Linked DNA regions of Homo sapiens: region 2 is linked to region 1. Evidence: chromatin contacts called from ENCODE Hi-C or POLR2A ChIA-PET data. All regions are on one chromosome and are shown on one strand. The core of a region is the stretch at or near the end of the contact, and the rest is flanking DNA. Distances in the headings are between cores, read along the strand shown. Region 1 has its middle 11 kb from the start of LINC03140. Region 2 overlaps JADE1 (jade family PHD finger 1).

Region 1 (4,603 bases), core at 964-3,463:
TGGCTAGACTCAAATGAAATAGGAGAAAGCACCCAGGGTGAAAAACAATGCCTAACTAAAATAAATCTCTTGATTTGAAACCACAGCAAGTGAATGTGCACCGGTAAAAGATAGAAGCTAAAGATGGTCCAGGCATTGATTTGGGGCTAGAGAGTAGATTAGATTCCAAGATAGAGCAGGGTAAAAGGAGCCCAGGCTGTAGGTATACTACCAAAGGTCACAGTAAATAGCCACAGCCTAGGGCCCTGGGAGAACTCCAAGGATACAGAGATGGAGATTAGAACAACACTGACAGATAAGAGGCATTTCCTAATCCCTCCTCCCTGGTGCCACATAGAGAAGGAAGAGAGAACCAGGGGCGACAAATGAGGAACAAGGAAAGAAAAAACAAAAACAAGAAAGGAAAGACTACGCTGCCCTTCCCTACCGAGATTACTGAAGCTCCCATATCAGGGTGAGGCCTGATATGGGAGCAGGGAGATTTAACTCCAGCAGACCTTAATACTACACTTAAAAGCAACTGCAAAGCCATGAATGAGGAAGAGAGATCCAAGAGCATGATTGCAGGCAATGACAGGAGAATAAATTCCATTGAGTTCTGGCCAATCAGTAAATAAGTTACTTCAGATATAATTGTTTCACATGATTGTGTGTAAACTTTGATGAGATTCCATGAAGATGCCCTAAAAATTAGCCTGGGACAAGGAACTCAGGAAATCTTTTCTCCAAACAAAGAAAGCAAATCTCACGGTCTGTGTTTACACGGTCTGTGTTTACACGGTCTGTGTAGATATCACAACCCAAATCAGACCCACAGGAAATATGCTTTAAAAGTTGTCTGATGTAACCCATTTAAAGCAAAAGATGATTCCTTTTTTTTTTTTTTTTTTTTGTCATAAAGAAAATGGCTCTGCTATATTTCCTCCATTTCTGGTAGATTTTTGTCTTTATTGATAAGATAATGCATATTTGAACCTCAAAAATTTGGAAGCACTGAAAGAAGGGGTGAAGGGCAAGTGATGGGTTTAATGGAACAATGCAATTGTGTGAGAGTTCGTTATAGAATTAGGGGAGCGAATCATGTATGTTGTTACTTCTGTGTGATCACAATGTCAAACAATCCAGCCCACATTTGAAGGAAGGATAAAAACTAAGATTAATGTGAATGAAATGAATAAAACCAATCACAAGTCAGTGGGCCTCAGGATGTTACATAGTAATATGTCATAAGTATAATATTTTCTTTTCTTTGTAGAATTAGATGCTAAACCTAGAAGATGAAGTTATTTTCATGAAATCATTTCTGAACTACTGATTTTAGACACAACTCCTCTTATAAGTACTCACCATTCTGAAAATAAATGCTTAGTTTGAAGTTATTCTGTAAGAATATGTCCTCATATCTAAATTACCCCAAACTTTACATTTTTTTTAAAAGAGATGGGGTCTCACTCTGTTGCCCAGGCTGGAGTGCAGTGGCATGATCATGGCTCACTGCAGCCTAGACCTCCTGGGCTCAAGCAATCCTCCTACCTCAGCCTCCCGAGTGGCTGGAACTACAGGCATGTGCTGCCAGATCTGGCTAATTTATTTTTTAACTTTTTAGAGATAGGGTCTTGCTATGTTGCTCAGGCTGGTCTTGAACGGGGGCTCAAGCGATCCTCCTTCCTCGGCCTCCAGAGTAGCTCCGATTGGATTACAGTCATGAGCCACTGTGTCCAGCTCACAAACTTTATATTCTCAAGGCTTCACATAATGAGGCTAAAAGGTTCTTGTATATTCTCAGTCATTTTAGAAGAGACAGAGGGAGTTGGCTGAAGGAAAGAGTTCCTCTTACCCTGAAACCTTCGTTACGACAGACAAACGTCTGGCAGCTTCAGCCTTCCACAGATACCTTACATTTACATAGTATCTGGCAGTGTTCAAAGGGCTTCAGTAATGGTGCAGGAGTTACAGCCTTGAATCAACTGAGGAGGCAGAATCAACCAGCTCCAAGACTATTACAGACAAGCTTGTGGCCTCCAGCAAGCCATGCAGTCTCTCTGAGCTTTAAGCTCCTCATTTATAAAACAAGGACATTACATATACCATCTCGACATCTTTTCTAGGCCTAGGATTCAGCTGTCTTGCCCTCCTAGCAACGGAGTAATACAATGCCGCCACTCTGGCAACTGAGCAGAGGTTGGGGAGTTTGGCAAGCTGAAGAACATGTTTATGAGCTCAGAGCATGGTTAAGGCTGACGTGCAAGTCGTTCAGACAAAGCAGAAAGAAAACCACTTTCAGAATACTCTTTGTGATGTGTATGCAATTTACTTCCTAAAAAAAGACAGAGTATTTTCACGGCTGGTGTGAGTCCAAACTTGCCATAGTCTCAGGCAATGCGTCTGGCTATTTTAAAGTGCTAAGAAGTTTAGTGACAAGTGCCCTTCCATTTCATCTTTTTCAGAATTATTAGGCTTTGGGGATGAGGAGAAGATGTGGGGGAGGGGAAGCTTGAGTAATCCTTTCAGGAGCTTCTTCTTACTTTGGCACACGGACAGTTCTCAAGAGGAAAGAAGATTTTTTTTTTTCAACCATATAGTTTTCCATGAACAGGAAATTCATAGCAAAACATTTCCCTTTGTTTTGAGGTAGTCACCACACCACAACACCCAAGGGCCCATCCTGAGAGAGTCATCTGTAGATCTTTGTATTTTAGCCAGCATTCCTTGCCATATTGTTTATATAAAACACACACACCCCCCTAAACTCATACATCTAAATTCACACATGGAGGAAATTTAAATGCAAATATTTTTTCATATACCTATATATGTATACTAAAAGCAAGTTCATATAACAAGATTAGTCACAATTACGTAATATAAAAATTCTGACCTTGTTCAAGTTACCCTAAGAATGTAGTACTGTGATTGTCAACTAAGGTCATGGGCACTTTGGTATGTCTGAGAAAGCTCTGTAAGTGTGCTAACAAATTTTGAACAACATGCAACATTGATTTTGGTGACATCTGCGTAGGAAGCCTGTTCTTACGATGTCCATCAGATGGACCACAGAGCTCAATGAGCAGAGGCAACATGATGTAGAACAAAGGAGCAACTTCTGGGAATAGAACATAGGTGGTGACCACATGAGGCCTGGAGAATATAAGTCAGATCAATACATTGTTCTATTCAACAGTAGCAAAGCTTATCACTTTTCTTATCACTTTAAAATTGATAAAATTTATTGATAAAAGTGATAAAGTTTTTATATTATAGAAATGATTGTTTTATTTTAAATTTCTTTTTTTTAGACAGAGTCTCGCTCTATCACCCAGTCTAGAGTGCAGTGGCACGATCTCGGCTCACTGCAACCTCCGCCTCCCAGGTTCAATCAATTCTCTTGCCTCAGCCTCCCAAGTAGCTGGGACTACAGGTGTGCATCACCACACCCAGCTAATTTTTGTATTTTTAGAAGAGATGGGGTTGTGCCATGTTGCCCAGGCTGGTCTTAAACTCCTGGCCTCAAGTGATCTGCCCACCTCAGCCTCCCAAAGTGCTGGGATTACAGGCCTGAGCCCTGGCGCCCAACCAAAATGATTGTTTTATAATTGTTGTTGACTTGTTCATTTTTAATTTCTTCAAATACACTGATAAGAGTCTTAACATTTGCAAATATGTTATAAACACAAATAAGGGTAAGAAGCATCGTTATAAGAAAGCATTTTGGGTTTGGTCCTGACTTTCCTACAGTGTCCCAAACATCAACACCCCTTATGCTCTGGTGTGTCTCCTGGGGCTGCTGAGCAATCCAGGTGCCTCCTGAGCTTGCAGAGGTCATAGAATAAGGCTCTGCCAAGGAGGGCTTGAATGTCTGCTGAAGGGGCAGACATTCCCCCTATCTCTTATCCAGGGAAAAGGGGTCCCTGGATGGAAAAAGGGAGCCTGAGATAGATAGAAAGGGAAGACTCATCACTCTCTGGGACCTGGCCTATGGCTAAGTGGTAGAGGTTGATGATTTCCTCCAATAGAGGCAGAAACACAGTTAAGAGTTGAGTCTTGCAAACCAGATAGTCCATTTTTATGTTCTCCTTAGTATGTAGTTTTCTTTTGTTATCCCAAACTTTTTGGTGCCTAAAAATTTTGTTTAAAAGTTCTAGTTTGCAAGGCACAGTGGCTCATGCCTGGAATCTCAGGCTTTGGGAGGCCAAGGTGGGGGGATTGCTTGAGGCCTGAAGTTCGAGGCCAGCCTGGGCAACTGAGTGAGAACCCTTCTCCAGAAAAAATTAGCTGAGTGTGGTGGCATATGCCTGTAGTTCCAGCCACTCGGGAGGCTGAGGTGGGAGGATTACTTGAGTCTAGGAGTTCAAAGCTGTAGTGAGTTATAATTGTGCCAGTGTACTCCAGCCTGGGGAACAGAGCGAGACCCTGCCTAAAAAAAAAAAATAGTTCCAGTTTGGTCACAGCCATGCTGTGTGTTTTGGAAAATAAAGGAGACAGTTGAGTTTACCTTTGGATTAAACATTATTGGAGGAGTGTTCTGCAGAGATTAATGTGGGGACAACAGCACCATAAGCAAGAAACCCTCAAGGGAAAAAGGAACCCCAGGAACAAGTTTTGG
Region 2 (4,603 bases), core at 676-3,175, 290 kb before region 1:
AAGTCAGTAAATCCAGAGAACGTACCCCAAGAATAATGTGACCAGTCAAAATAAATCCCTCCAAAACTCCCCTCTCCACAAACCCTAACTGACAGGTCTCCTAACACCTGTCCTCCTCCAAAGGCAGAGGCAACCGCAGTAGGCAGAGCAGCTGCCCGCGCTAGTTCCCAACAAAGCCAGATGCTTCTCTCCAGGAGAGCCACTCTCCAGAGCGAATACGGAGGGCAGGAAAAGAGGATGCAGACGTGTGAACACCCAAATTTTCCTCCCCTAGCCCATCACTTCCCAGGATGTCTTGGAATTTGCCTTCCTCTCATAAGAAAGCAGCACCTCCCCACAGTGGTGGCTGTAATGTTAAGTTTGGAGGCTCATGGCCCTCAAAACCACTACCCTGTATGCCTGAAGTATGTTGCTCCTGAATTTCTATTTCCACTTGAGGCCTCATGATATTTTAATGCTAACTCAGAAACTGTCTCTTCCCACAGAAATTGTCTCTTCTCAGATGCCTGCTGTCAGGGAAGAAGAGCAAGGGTGGGTGGAGAGGCTTCTGTCCTCAGGGCATCTCTACCTGGCCACAGGCTGAGGGATGGTCCCCGGGCTCACAGGCACCTGGACCCCTTTCTCCCATTCCTGTCTCCAGGGATCTGCCAACACATAGTACTCATCCGGATTCAGCTGGTAGGAGTCATGCAACTTCATGGCAGTGATCAGGTCTGTCCTAAACACCTGGAAAGGAAGAGAAAGGGACACTGACATTTGATATTTGCATTCTTATTCAGAGTGCTGGCAGCTGCAATGTAACCATGGAGCTGCCATGTAACAAGGTCACTGTATCAACATAGAACAAGCCTGACCTATTACAGAAAAACTTTGCCTGACACGCCTTTTACCTCACTCAGGCATGGGGGGTGGCAGTGCTGAGGGAACACTGCCCTCTCACTCCCTCAGTCCATAGTGTCCACAACAACGTCAACAAAAACAACAAAAAATCTTGTTGTCCGCCTCTGAAAAATGTCTCTCAGTTCACCAAAAGGGCTGCTGAAAACATGTACCTGGAAATCTCTGAAGGGAGATACTGCACTCAAGGGTGCTCTAGAAATATAACTCCACTAACCATGTAACAACTTCAAGCCAAAACCCAGAACCACCAGGGACTCATCTCCTTTTTTTTTTTTCTGAGATGGAATCTTGCTCTGTCACCCAGGCTGGAGTGCGGTAACACAGTCTTGGCTCCCTGCAACCTCTGCCTCCCAGGTTCAAGCTATCCTCCTGCCTCAGCACCCCCGAGTAGCTGAGATTACAGGTGCACGCCACCACGCCCAGCTAATTTTTGTGTTTTTAGTAGAAACAGGGTTTCATCATGTTGGCCAGGCTGGTCTCAAACCATTGAGGTCAGGACCTCAAATGATCTACCTGCCTCGGCCACCCAAAGTGCTGGGATTACAAGCATGAGCCACTGCTCCTGGCCAGGGACTCACCTTCTATAATGAGACTGCCCCCACCCAGGCCCTACCTCCCAGGGCACCAGGGTTTATGGTATGGTAGCTGGTGAAGTCAAGGTCTGGGCTGGCCTAGAAAAATCTGGAAGAGAAGCAACCACAGGCCACTGGGTTGATGGGCCTGCAAAAAACATGTTTGCACACCTTCACCTGGCAAAACTTCTACCTGGGAAGAGTTATTTGTGGGGAAAGGAAATAGAGAAAGTCACTACCCTCTCCCCACTCTGCCAAAAACAGGCAGATCCAACAGTGCCCCTCTACCGAGAGAGCTCCCCAATTCCTTATCACAGGCCAAATGAAGGAAACCACAGGAAAGGCAGCCATCCCAGTGCCTATGCCACTGCAGACTCCTGGGCCTGTGGCATTCATCCTTGGTCAGTGAGGCCTGCCCCTGGGGTGGAGCACAACACCGCCTCCCAGCCAGGGCTGCACAGCTGGCTCCCTCTCAAGCCTCGTCCTTGGCCCACTGGTGTCTAAGGCTGCATAAGAAAGCTCTGACCTTGACATCAGGACCAGCCCAAAGTTGTGTTTGGCATCGAGCAAGCTTGCATCTGTAAGCTGCCCTGTCTGTTTACACAAGTCACAATGCTGAACTCTCTTTTCTCAGGACAGGGAGTTCTTTCTTGTGCTACTAAGCACAGTTCACATCATACGCCTGCTAATAGGTCCATATTTGTTTTTCCTGGTGGCTTTTCAGGCTAGTGATCACTTTAATAAACTTCCCCATAATAAAGTCTGAGGCAGTGTCTGAATAAAGAGGCCATTTCTCCTGCCTGTCATTTTCCATACGGACTATTCCCCAGTATGCCACTCTTCATTTCTAAAGACCTATTAACAAGCAAGAATTAGGCCATGCACCTCCCACAAAAATCACGTGTAATACCAGGATCCTTCCCTTCAAGCATAGAGCCGCAGAAGCAGGTGCCCAGCCCAGTGGACACCAACTCCCTGGCCCCCAAGAGAAAAGTACTTTAAAACCTAAGAGATGGGCCTATACCTTCAAGAGCCAATCAGGTAAAAACATATTCCAACTAACTGATATAAATAAAAAACAAAGGAGTTTGCCAAAAAAGAAAGAAAATCAAACTGAAGCAATGAAATGAAAAAAAGGCAGCCTGCTATTCCTTTGCTCAAAGACTCAGTCAAGAACTGAAACAAAGGCCCTCAAATGGACGTCAACTCTGGAGTCTCTGGTAGAGTATGTTAGTGCCATACATATAGTTTGGACTCAGGGTTGAGAAAAACATCTGGACCAAAATGTAGGGCTGGGACAAAGCCAGCACAGCAACCCGTGCTGCTGGGCCCCCTTCTCCATGCTTGGTGTCACTGCTGGAAGTAGGTTTCGAACTACACCACTGGGGACCAGCCCTCGTCACACCAGGTCACAGCTGCTAAGTCCCCCTTGTATTCCTGTGCTGAAGTAACAGGAGTTTAGTGTGAACATCAGAAAGGTATTTTGGGGGTTACAGACACAGCACAAGGAATTAAGAAATAAAGAGCAGCAGAGACACTCCTTGGCAAAGAAAAGGAAGAGAGCACTAAAGGTTCAAAGGAAAAAAGGCCTGAAATAAAGTAAGGGGAAGAAGTGGCTACCTTCCCAAGTACATTTGATCTCATGCTAAAGTGCCTCCTGGGATGGTTTTCCACAATTCTAAAGGATGTAAACTACTTCCTCATGGAGGAAGCTATTCCACAACCAAATAACTCCTCCACTCCACAGCAGGGCAGCCTTCTGACGTTCCCTATTAGAGCCTGGGAAGTTCCTCCAAGGAATATCTGCCTATGCATTGCCATTACAGGATGAGGCTGTTTGTGAACTCATCCCATAAGAAGCAGCACAAAGCAAAGCATTCAACCAAAGAAACTCTTCCTATAACCTTCTCACTTGAAAACTGTGATAAAATAAAATGTTTTTCTTCGATGATTTAAAGCCTAGCAAAAGTCTTTAGAATAAACAGACCTCAGGTCTCATAAGGACCCCTAAACAAAGACCAGCAGAAAGAAATGCACCTAAAAGCAACTTTAGATAGATAGATAACAAAAGTTAGGGAGCAGAGGAAACATAAGATGAGAAACAAATTGAGAAAGAATGGGGAAAGCCTTCAGCATAATCCCCTAAACAAAAGTCCCAGAGTTTTGCTTGTTGCCAAATAAGCCACAAACCCATGGCTAAAACTAACTTGAGGCTGGCAGTGACTTGGCAGCAGCTGAACCTGCTGATATCCTGGCCAGAGGAAGAAAAGTTGTTGGGAGCCAGCGAAGATGCAACAAGAAAGGAAAAAAAGAATGTAATTAATAATAATAACTAACATTTACTGAGCACTTTTTATGTGCCAGCAACTATTCACATGCTTTGCATGTATTAGTCTATGTGAATTAACCCACTTAATCCTCACAACAATCCTATGAGGTAGACACTTGTGTTCTCCCCGTCTTACAGATTTGGAAACTGGAGCACAAGGATTTGAATAATTTGCCCAGGACTGCACAAATAGATACCACTCAACTAGGCATATGGGATAGCATATATTCATGCACGGTCAGGCAAGCATTCAAGAAGTACCTCTGAAGGCTTTCGATCTTCATGTCTGGAGCAGGAGCTTCTCCTATGCTGGGATCGGGAATTCTGGGACCAAGTAGTTGACAGGCCTAAAGAAACAAATATCCAAATAAGAACCATTAGAAATTGCAGGGGTCACTGAGTGTTCTCAGGGGTTTTCTTACCCAAACTCATCCCAGGCTCACCTCAGCACTGCACCATGAGACCACCTGTGATGCCCTCCTGGCTCTCACAGAGCTCTTCCACGTCCATCAGTTATTTAACTCTCACCTCTCATAAGCAGGCCTAATGTGCTCATTCTGTGCAGGGATGCTGTATCAAGGACCACACCCAACAGAAGAGAGGACTTTAAGAACACCATGCAGGTGTAGTCTTCACCCATAAGCCTGCACTGAAGAGGTTCAAAGTCTCATGCTGCTAAATACAAATTGAAAAAATATCAGGCCAGGGGTGGCGGCTCACGCCTGTAATCCCAGCACTTTGGGAAGCCAAGGCAGGTGGACCACCTGAGGTCAGGAATTCAAGACCTGCCTGGCCAACTTGG

What was found. Hi-C counts contacts between places; a loop is a spot of excess contacts on that map. ChIA-PET counts read pairs that join two places held with the same protein, here RNA polymerase II (POLR2A). Pooled maps may share reads with other maps.
Region 2: a map of endothelial cell of hepatic sinusoid shows a loop between it and region 1 (2.4-fold over the local background). The contact joins two enhancer-like sites. A Hi-C loop is called at or near these places in 2 of 168 maps with a recorded cell type or tissue (endothelial cell of hepatic sinusoid and right cardiac atrium) and 1 of 50 pooled maps. POLR2A ChIA-PET finds 5 or more read pairs at or near these places in 1 of 52 experiments (AG04450).

What each region holds. Positions count from the first base shown.
Region 1 is chr4:128,557,089-128,561,691 of GRCh38, reverse strand. No RefSeq gene overlaps it. Among named protein-coding and RNA genes, the nearest start is that of LINC03140, 11 kb to the left of the region's middle. Within about 2 kb of position 2,213, at least 8 of the 41 ENCODE cell types and tissues checked have a DNase peak (open chromatin) inside an H3K27ac peak, as active enhancers do.
Region 2 is chr4:128,842,498-128,847,100 of GRCh38, reverse strand. JADE1 (jade family PHD finger 1) reads right to left here. Exons shown (of 11, transcript NM_199320.4): 3 at 4,063-4,148; 4 at 569-726. Among named protein-coding and RNA genes, the nearest start is that of JADE1, 35 kb to the right of the region's middle. Within about 2 kb of position 1,925, at least 15 of the 41 ENCODE cell types and tissues checked have a DNase peak (open chromatin) inside an H3K27ac peak, as active enhancers do.